Linked DNA regions of Mus musculus: all the other regions are linked to region 2. Evidence: chromatin loops called from intact Hi-C (ENCODE). Cell type or tissue: heart. All regions are shown on one strand.

Evidence for each region. A loop is a pair of places that touch in the nucleus more often than their neighbours do. Peaks named below come from ENCODE experiments on the same cell type or tissue, not always from the same donor. Only the 100,000 strongest peaks of a DNase experiment are listed, where the experiment ranks them.
Region 1: it touches region 2 in a loop (17-fold over the local background); 4 of 42 quality-filtered maps call a loop at or near these places.
Region 3: a loop joins it to region 2, with 4 times the contacts of the local background. A loop is called at or near these places in 15 of 42 quality-filtered maps.

The regions. Positions count from the first base shown.
Region 1 is chr17:3,229,194-3,231,693 of GRCm38, reverse strand. No RefSeq gene overlaps it. Among named protein-coding and RNA genes, the nearest start is that of Gm34035, 53 kb to the left of the region's middle. In heart, a CTCF peak has its summit at 1,373 (motif pointing left); a DNase peak (open chromatin) is centred at 1,243; H3K4me3 peaks cover 618 bases; H3K27ac peaks cover 443 bases.
Region 2 is chr17:3,508,679-3,511,178 of GRCm38, reverse strand. It overlaps Tiam2 (T cell lymphoma invasion and metastasis 2), which reads right to left. Exons shown (of 27, transcript NM_001122998.1): 20 at 1,599-1,778; 21 at 4-122. Among named protein-coding and RNA genes, the nearest start is that of Cldn20, 23 kb to the left of the region's middle. In heart, a CTCF peak has its summit at 1,137 (motif pointing right); a DNase peak (open chromatin) is centred at 1,138.
Region 3 is chr17:3,272,661-3,275,160 of GRCm38, reverse strand. It overlaps Gm34035 (a long non-coding RNA gene), which reads left to right. Exons shown (of 5, transcript XR_001782146.2): 3 at 1,806-1,933. Among named protein-coding and RNA genes, the nearest start is that of Gm34035, 9.4 kb to the left of the region's middle. In heart, a CTCF peak has its summit at 1,221 (motif pointing left); a DNase peak (open chromatin) is centred at 1,250; H3K4me3 peaks cover 302 bases; H3K27ac peaks cover 808 bases.

The DNA of each region.
Region 1 (2,500 bases), 280 kb after region 2:
CTTCAGGCTGTCTTCAAACTCCAGATGCATGTCCTGGTATGTGTGAGCCCTCACATGGATACATGTAATTAAGATATTTAAAAAAAAAAAGTTTCAAGATGCTCCTGTGGCACACATTGGGCTCCCTCCCCCAGAACTGGTGTATCGGAACCTTTAATCACAGAGACTTTGGTGGTCAGATTTCTGTTCTATACAAATGGAACCATTATTGCTCTGAATTCTTGAGTTGAACACCATTTCCTTATAATCGACAAGGCAGATTTCTAACATAAAAAAATTCACCAGTATATTGAAATATTACCATGAAATATATATATATAAAATTCACCACCCTTGAATACAGAATAAATAAATAGTAACACATCAACACAACTCACTAAGAAGGGTAGCTGCAGGTGATTACTCCAGAAGAGAATATTGGACCAGCGAGGGAAGCTCACTGAATGAGCACAGGAACAACTTCAAAGAAAAAAAAAGGAAAAAGAAAACTTAAGTAATTAGTGGTCATATACCTGTCTTGTTCCTTGATACAGAACCTATGGGTTAATTAGAGAGGACGCATAATAAGCTCTTTTGATCCCTAGGGTGTAAGAATTATTATGCCCTGCTCTGCTTGGAGATTACTTAGAAAGTTGACGGAACCCGCAGCCTGGGTGTTCCGTGCATCCCAGGGTACTTACTGGGCTTCAGGCTTTCTGGGTGCTACTTTGGTGGGCACACCAGGAGGCTAGTGCTATCAAACTGATGCATCTATAGGGTACCAGAATCAAGAAGGGCATATCGGGTCTCAGTCGTCACCCAGGTGAAGATGGTAGCGCCGGAAGGACCTGAGAGCATCAGTGTGTCCTGCAGGAGTGCTCCGAGCCACTGCTTGCGGTAGCACCTGCTAACTCCCAGGCTTGTGGCTTCCACTGCGCTCCTTTTGCCAAGACCACCAGGCTAGCCCGAGACTTAGATAAAGTGGCTATCTGCTAAGGGACACATCTCAATTGTATTCACAACAGAACTGTGGTTTGTTCTTAAACATTCATACCAGCAAACGCAGAGAACCTTAGAGGAAGGGACTCTCCCAGCAGACAAGACACCTCAGAGACTAACAAGACAGGAATAACAAGCACGTGACTGCGAGGAGGCAGCCAGCCACTTCCAACTCAGCACGCATGCGTGTGGGATCAGCTGACTTGCCCACGTCTCTTATGGGAAGATCAATGATACCACAGAGCTTTATCTGCAGGCAAGGGGCTGCATTTAAGGGTGACTGTGCGGAGTGGGAGGGGTAAGCACTCAGAAATAGCAGTGATAACTAACTGGCTCTAGAAGGCACCATGGCAGCCCTGGTTGCCTTCCATGGGGGCACAGTGACCTCTACTGGTAGAGACACAGAGTGCTGATGTGATTTTTCTCCCCTAAATGCGTGTGCCAAGTCGGCCACATGCATTTGAGCACACAACAGAAAGAATAGTACAGTGAGCGCTTCAGCTTAGAAGTTTATCCTGCATGCAATACAGAAAGAACACTGCCTTAGTTATTGAAGCAGCTATTGAAATATTTTTGAGGTGTCTCCAGCATAACTGGTTTCCACAGGCACCAACCATGGAACGAAAGAGTACATCAATATGTGTTGAAACTCCCCAGGGCTAAGTCTTAGGTAGCCCACTTTCTTGTGAACACTTGTTTTCCTGTTTTCAAACCAATGGTTAAAGCTTTGGACTTTCCCTTTAACTCCTAACAGTTGCCAGACATAAACTGTAGACATTTTCAAGTTTATATATATAGTAACTTGGATAATTAAAGTTAACCTGGACATTAAAATAATGTCAAAAGACATACCTCACCCCAAGGGCCCTGAAGCTCCACCATGTAACCATGGGAACACATGTGGACCAGAGACAGAAGCTGGGTGTGCGAGCCGGTGTACAAGTGTACAAGAACCAATGAAGGTATTCCTAAATCTCACAGGCTGAAATAATTTCCTTAATAACTTTGTTTTTCTAAGTTTCTACTGCAGAGAATGAAGTAGTATAGAATTCAGAGTGACACCGTTCAGTGATGTATATTAAAAGTCCGTCCTGACACCAGGGAAATAACAGCTTCTTTTAATCCTCCCTGCTTTTTGTTTTGTTTTGTTTTTGCTTTTTTTTTTTTATCACACATGATAAAAATTACTGCAGGCTAGTGAGTCCACCTCTCCACAGAAATCACTTGGACTGGAGAGAAGGCTCAACCGTTAGAGACTAGACTCACTTCCAAAAGTATCAGAAAAGACACACAGCCTCGGCACAGAGCTTACGGAGAGGACTAGGGAAATGAAGGCATCCTTACTTAACTTGGTAAATACATCAGCTTTTTGTTATTCCTACTTGCTACTATGCTCATACTTGCTGCTGTATTTACAAGATAGGACCAGAGACCCAAGGGCAAATCAAATGCCATCCTTGATCCAAGGAGCCAGCAGCAGAACATTTTAAAAACTCTTCCTTAAAACACAAAGTTTTTCATC
Region 2 (2,500 bases):
GACTTCCTTCTCTGTGCCACTCTGCTCTGCCACCAGCTGGTCAAACACCATCCCGTAATCCTCGTAGATCTTCTGCATCTCATTGATGTGACTGGCGACTTTTTCCATGGCCTTTAGTGCTTCTGAAAAATATGAGAGTATGCTTGCTTATTCTGAATCCTATCACATGCCAACATGGGAGTCCAGCTCTCAGCAAATGGTAACGTGATTGAGGTACAACCCATTTAACGCAGGTGTAACGATCGAGGGTAGTCAGACTGTCTTCTTCCTCAAATCCTCTCAGAAATGAGGTGACTGTGAAAAGTGCCATTCATAAAGCTAGCCTTGGCCCAGCTACACATCTTAACTGTTTTATGTGTCCCCAAAGAACACAATGACTGTAACCAATACCATATTGCAGAATATAAAACAGAGCTCTAGAGGAAAAATAAGTAGTGGCGCCAGAATTGAACCCAACATGTCAGGCCTCGGGAGAGCTGCTCTTCTAGGCAGTGTCTCCTCTAAACTACCTGGCAGGCTAGGAATCCAGCATAGTTGCTCAGTTACAGTGTCAGAGGACAGGAGGCAAGACTCAGTGCTAGCACCTGCTTCAAACACATAGACCTAGAGTCTGGCTCTCCAGTTCAAGGAAAAAGTACAATACTTCTGGTGTCTGTAAATTACAAATACCCAACTGTCCAACTGTGAGCTCAGTTGTTTGCATTCTACTTGCTATTTGTCTATAACTTGGGCAAGGGGCATATGAGGGACAAAGGACTAATTGCAATTTATATCATTTACTTGTACAATTTTAGCATTCATGTAAAAAAAATCCTGGCTTCATTGGTTATAATACCAAAGTATGTATACATTGGAAAAACAAGTTTGCTTTATATTCTTCTCAGTTCAACTAACCTGCTGCTGTCTGGGAATGTTGTTGTGGCTCAACTAGACCTGCTAGCTTTAACATGTGGGAAGCAAATCACTTCCTCTCTGAGCCTAAGGGACACTTAGCTCTCATCTCCAGAGCCTGGGTGCTATTGTCAAACCATACCTCAGGTCAGTTCATTGTAGCCATCCCCTGTGAGACACCAGCCACCAAGGTATCAGCTGCCACTGGATGCCTGTTGTTGGCTGAGCACTACTCAAAGATCTCCACAAGGTGGCACCCCATGCAGCAAGCATGAGCCTTAGCTGTAGCACAGCCAAGGCCACAGAAAGTGCAAGAAAGACTTCTTATAGCACTGTTCACTGGCCAAGTGACCTGTGGTCTTCCACTTCAACTCACTAGACCTAAATTACATAAGTTTAAAACTTTAAATCAAATCGCCCCTCTTGATCAATTTAGTAAGAGCAATCTCACTGCTAGATTGCCTGTAAGCCAGGTGCAGTTATGTACACCTTTAGACCCAGCACTCAGAAGAGAAGGGAGACATAGCTCTGTGAGTTTCGGTCTACATTGAGCACCTCGGGGGATGGCTACATTGAGCTGTTTTCTTTTGTAGTAGATGTAACTGAGATGAGCAGTTACAGTACCGGGGATGCCTGGGGAAGAGCTATGGACACCCAGAAAACACCCTTGACCAGCTTGAATACAAGCAGCCTCCCTCCAGCCTTACCTGTCAGGTGATAGTGTTCTTCACTCTCATGGTCAGTCAGTGACACTAGCTCCTTGAGAAGCAGAGGATACTTGAGCACTCTCTGAACAGGCTTGATGAGATAGGACTCCAGCGTGGAGGAGTGCTGCTTGGTGGGATTTCGGGCATCCAGAAAAGCCTTGAAGGCCTTGTCCGTTTTAGCTGTAACCAATGGATAAAAGATCCTTAGGAGAACATGGTGGATGAATTAAACTGCATTTTACATACTTCCACGGTCCTAATGCCATTCAATAATAAAACCAAGTGCTTCCATGGGTCAAGTACACAGTTCTAGGGACCAGAGTAGAACAGAGCAGCAAGCCTCTTTGTCACACCACTGACAGAGCCTGCAAGTGAAGGTAGCTTACTAGGATTGTAGAGGAAATGTACAGTCCACACTCTAGAGAAGGATGTGACGTCACAGTGTAGCCTTGAATACCCATGATTGGTCTAGGTGGCCTAAAGATGGACTTCAACTACAAGGAAAGCATTAGCTCTCCTGCCCTCGCACTTACTCTATATACTATTGAAAAGTAGTGTCACCCCACCTCTGAAGCCTTCACCACACAGCTCCAAGCAGACCAGACCTGCTTACAGTTCTTCCCACCAAGTGTGGCGTGAGGATCCCTGAGCAGCCAGAACTGTCTCTCTCCCGTGTCAGTGTTATGACGGGCACATATGATTGGGCAGCCAACACGCTGCCCATCACACCAGGTTTCCCTGGTTGCCATTGGCAGACCAGCCATTTAGAGTCCAACCAGTTTGGATGAAGAAATACCCTGGTTTAGGTTATATCTCAAGGATAAAATCAATAGCACACAGATGACACTGACTGCCGGACCACGTAAGTGTCAAGATGATGGTCCTTCATCTTTATGGCAAAG
Region 3 (2,500 bases), 240 kb after region 2:
GAAACCCTGGGCGTCAGGGCCCTGAGGACCCTGCTCCTTTGACAGCTTGCTGTGCTAGGGAGCAGGGAGCAGACCTTGCAAGTTGCTCCATGGAAAGAGAGAGATAAGGGGGCTCACCGTCCTCGAGTGGAAGCAATTTACTCCACCAGGCTACAGGGTTGACCTCAAGGGTTTAAGTGAACCCTTCAGCCGCTTCCTTGCCCCGACAAAGACCCCCGGCTCCCTCACACAGCAATTACAATCAATCTCAAGATGTCCTTCCAGCAACAAAGGATGCCGAGACGACTGCTCTTCATTAGCCAGGAAAATTAAATCAAGACCTATTGTGTGCAGAGTGCTCATTGGCTAGCGGCAATCTAGATGAGGGAATGAGCTTGTTTGTCTAGCATTTCCAACCGAGTACTGATGAAGAGATGCAAAAATTTACTGGTGAATTCACAATCACGGTTGGGTAGGGGTGGCAGACCACTTTAGTGAGTTTCTAAGGGGGGCTAAGAGTGTTCCCTTCCCAGCCCGTAAGGGTAGTGTGGGCATGGTGGGGCATGTCTCTAATCTCAGCACTTTTGAGGCAGAGGCAGGAAAATCATACCTTTGAGGACAGCCTGAGAGACCCTGTTTCAAATTCTTCCTGCCATCTCAACAGCCCCGCTGCAGTAAGCCCACATGGGAAATGGGTCAGAGGGACTTCCCTTAAATGATCTTTATAATAATCCTAAATTCCTGAGGCCTCAAGACCTATGTTCCTGTGAGCTTAGGTCTCTGGGTAAGCAGTTCTGTTGCTGTTATACCTGCTGCGAGTGCCTCTCTCTCTCTCTCTCTCTCTCTCTCTCTCTCTCTGGCTTTTGTGTCTGTCTGTCTGTTTGCTTTCCTGTCTGTTTATATGTGCTTTCGGAAGTCCGATCCCCTAGAACTGTAATTATAGGCAGTTGTAAGCAGTCTGACATGGGAACCGAACCGCTGCTTCCTGCAGCATACTAAAATAAATAAATAAATAAATAAATAAATAAATAAATAAATAAATAAATAAAAAGTATTCTAAAACTTGAAAACAAACGAGCGCCTCGGCTTTCTGCACTCTCATTTTGTCTCAGCGTGATCGTTCTATGGATTTCCTCCGGCCTCACATAGGACTGCAATCCTTATTTTAAAAATACTGCCTTCCCAGACCCAGATTCAGGCATAGCTAGCCGAGAGTAGATTAAAGGCTTGTGCGGAGCGCCCTCTTGAGGCAGTCTTTAGAGATGTCGAAACTCTCGTTGACTAGCCCATGGCGGTAAAACTCCAGTCTTAGCAAGCAAGGCCTCATAAGCATAGTGAAACCCTGGGTGTCAGGGCCCTGAGGACCCTGCTCCTTTGACAGCTTGCTAATGAAACTCAATTCAAAGATAAAAGTGTTGGGATGGCTGCACTGTCCCCTCGCTAGAACGGAATTCCTTATCTCTGAAGTCAAGGTAATCGGTGGCAGGAAGATACAAAAGCGCAAAGGCGGACTGAATGAATTTATGTGTACAAAATAACAAACAGAAAAAGGCGGCTGACAAGGGTAAGTGGTTACAGGGCTTGAGTCTGTCTGCCAGTTCTAGATAGTGTTCCTTATCTAGGAGACTCGAGGGGCAAGATTTCTCCACCGTGAGTTGCGGGCTGTGAGTGTGTCACAATGCTTAGGGGCTGTGTTTGTGTATTTGTTTGTTTGTTTGTTTGTTTGAGACAGGATAATAGTTAGCCCAGGCTGGCCTTGAATTCACCTCCTAGCTGAGTCTGGGTTGTTAAAACACTAACCTGACTGTCTCGCGCTTCCCCTCTAGGCTGAGTGTGAAGATCCGCCTTGCCACTTAGCAGTGTGTGAACTTGCTAAGCACCCCTGCCACCCTCCCAGATCATATGCACAGCGCTGATAGGAAAATGCACTTCAGAGGGTTGTGAAGAGAACCAGGTAAGGAAATGTACATATAGACCTCTGTATAGGGAGCTAAAAACCATCATCTGCATTTATGGGCTTTGTTAGTGAGAAACAAGATGGGATCCTTTTTGTAAAATTATCATAATGGTTCCTTTTATCCCTGATCATTGAACCCTTTCAACTTAGACCAAAAAAACAAAAACAAAAACCAAGGTTGCCATCATTGTGGAGTAGGAACAGACTGAGTGTCGCACAGGTGGAAGGTGATTCCTGGCCAGCAATGGGGGCTCAGGCCAGGATTCATTCAAACCTTAGCTCAGTTAATGATGTCAGCACGTTATGTTTGAGGTTCTGTGCTCCCTCTGTGAGCCTTGTGTCCTGTTCTTCTGGAGATGCTGGGGATGAGATGTCTGGATTGAGAGTTGGTCCCAGACCCCCTCTATCTACCAGCCTGGCTTGCGAGCAGACGTAATATAATGATCACTCTCTCTCTCCTGTGATCCTGGCCGCCAATCAACCGATCACTGATCCGAAACGCTGGCTCTCCTGGCTGATAGGTTCACTTGCTGACCTGTTTGCCTCGAGTCTATCCCTGTTCAC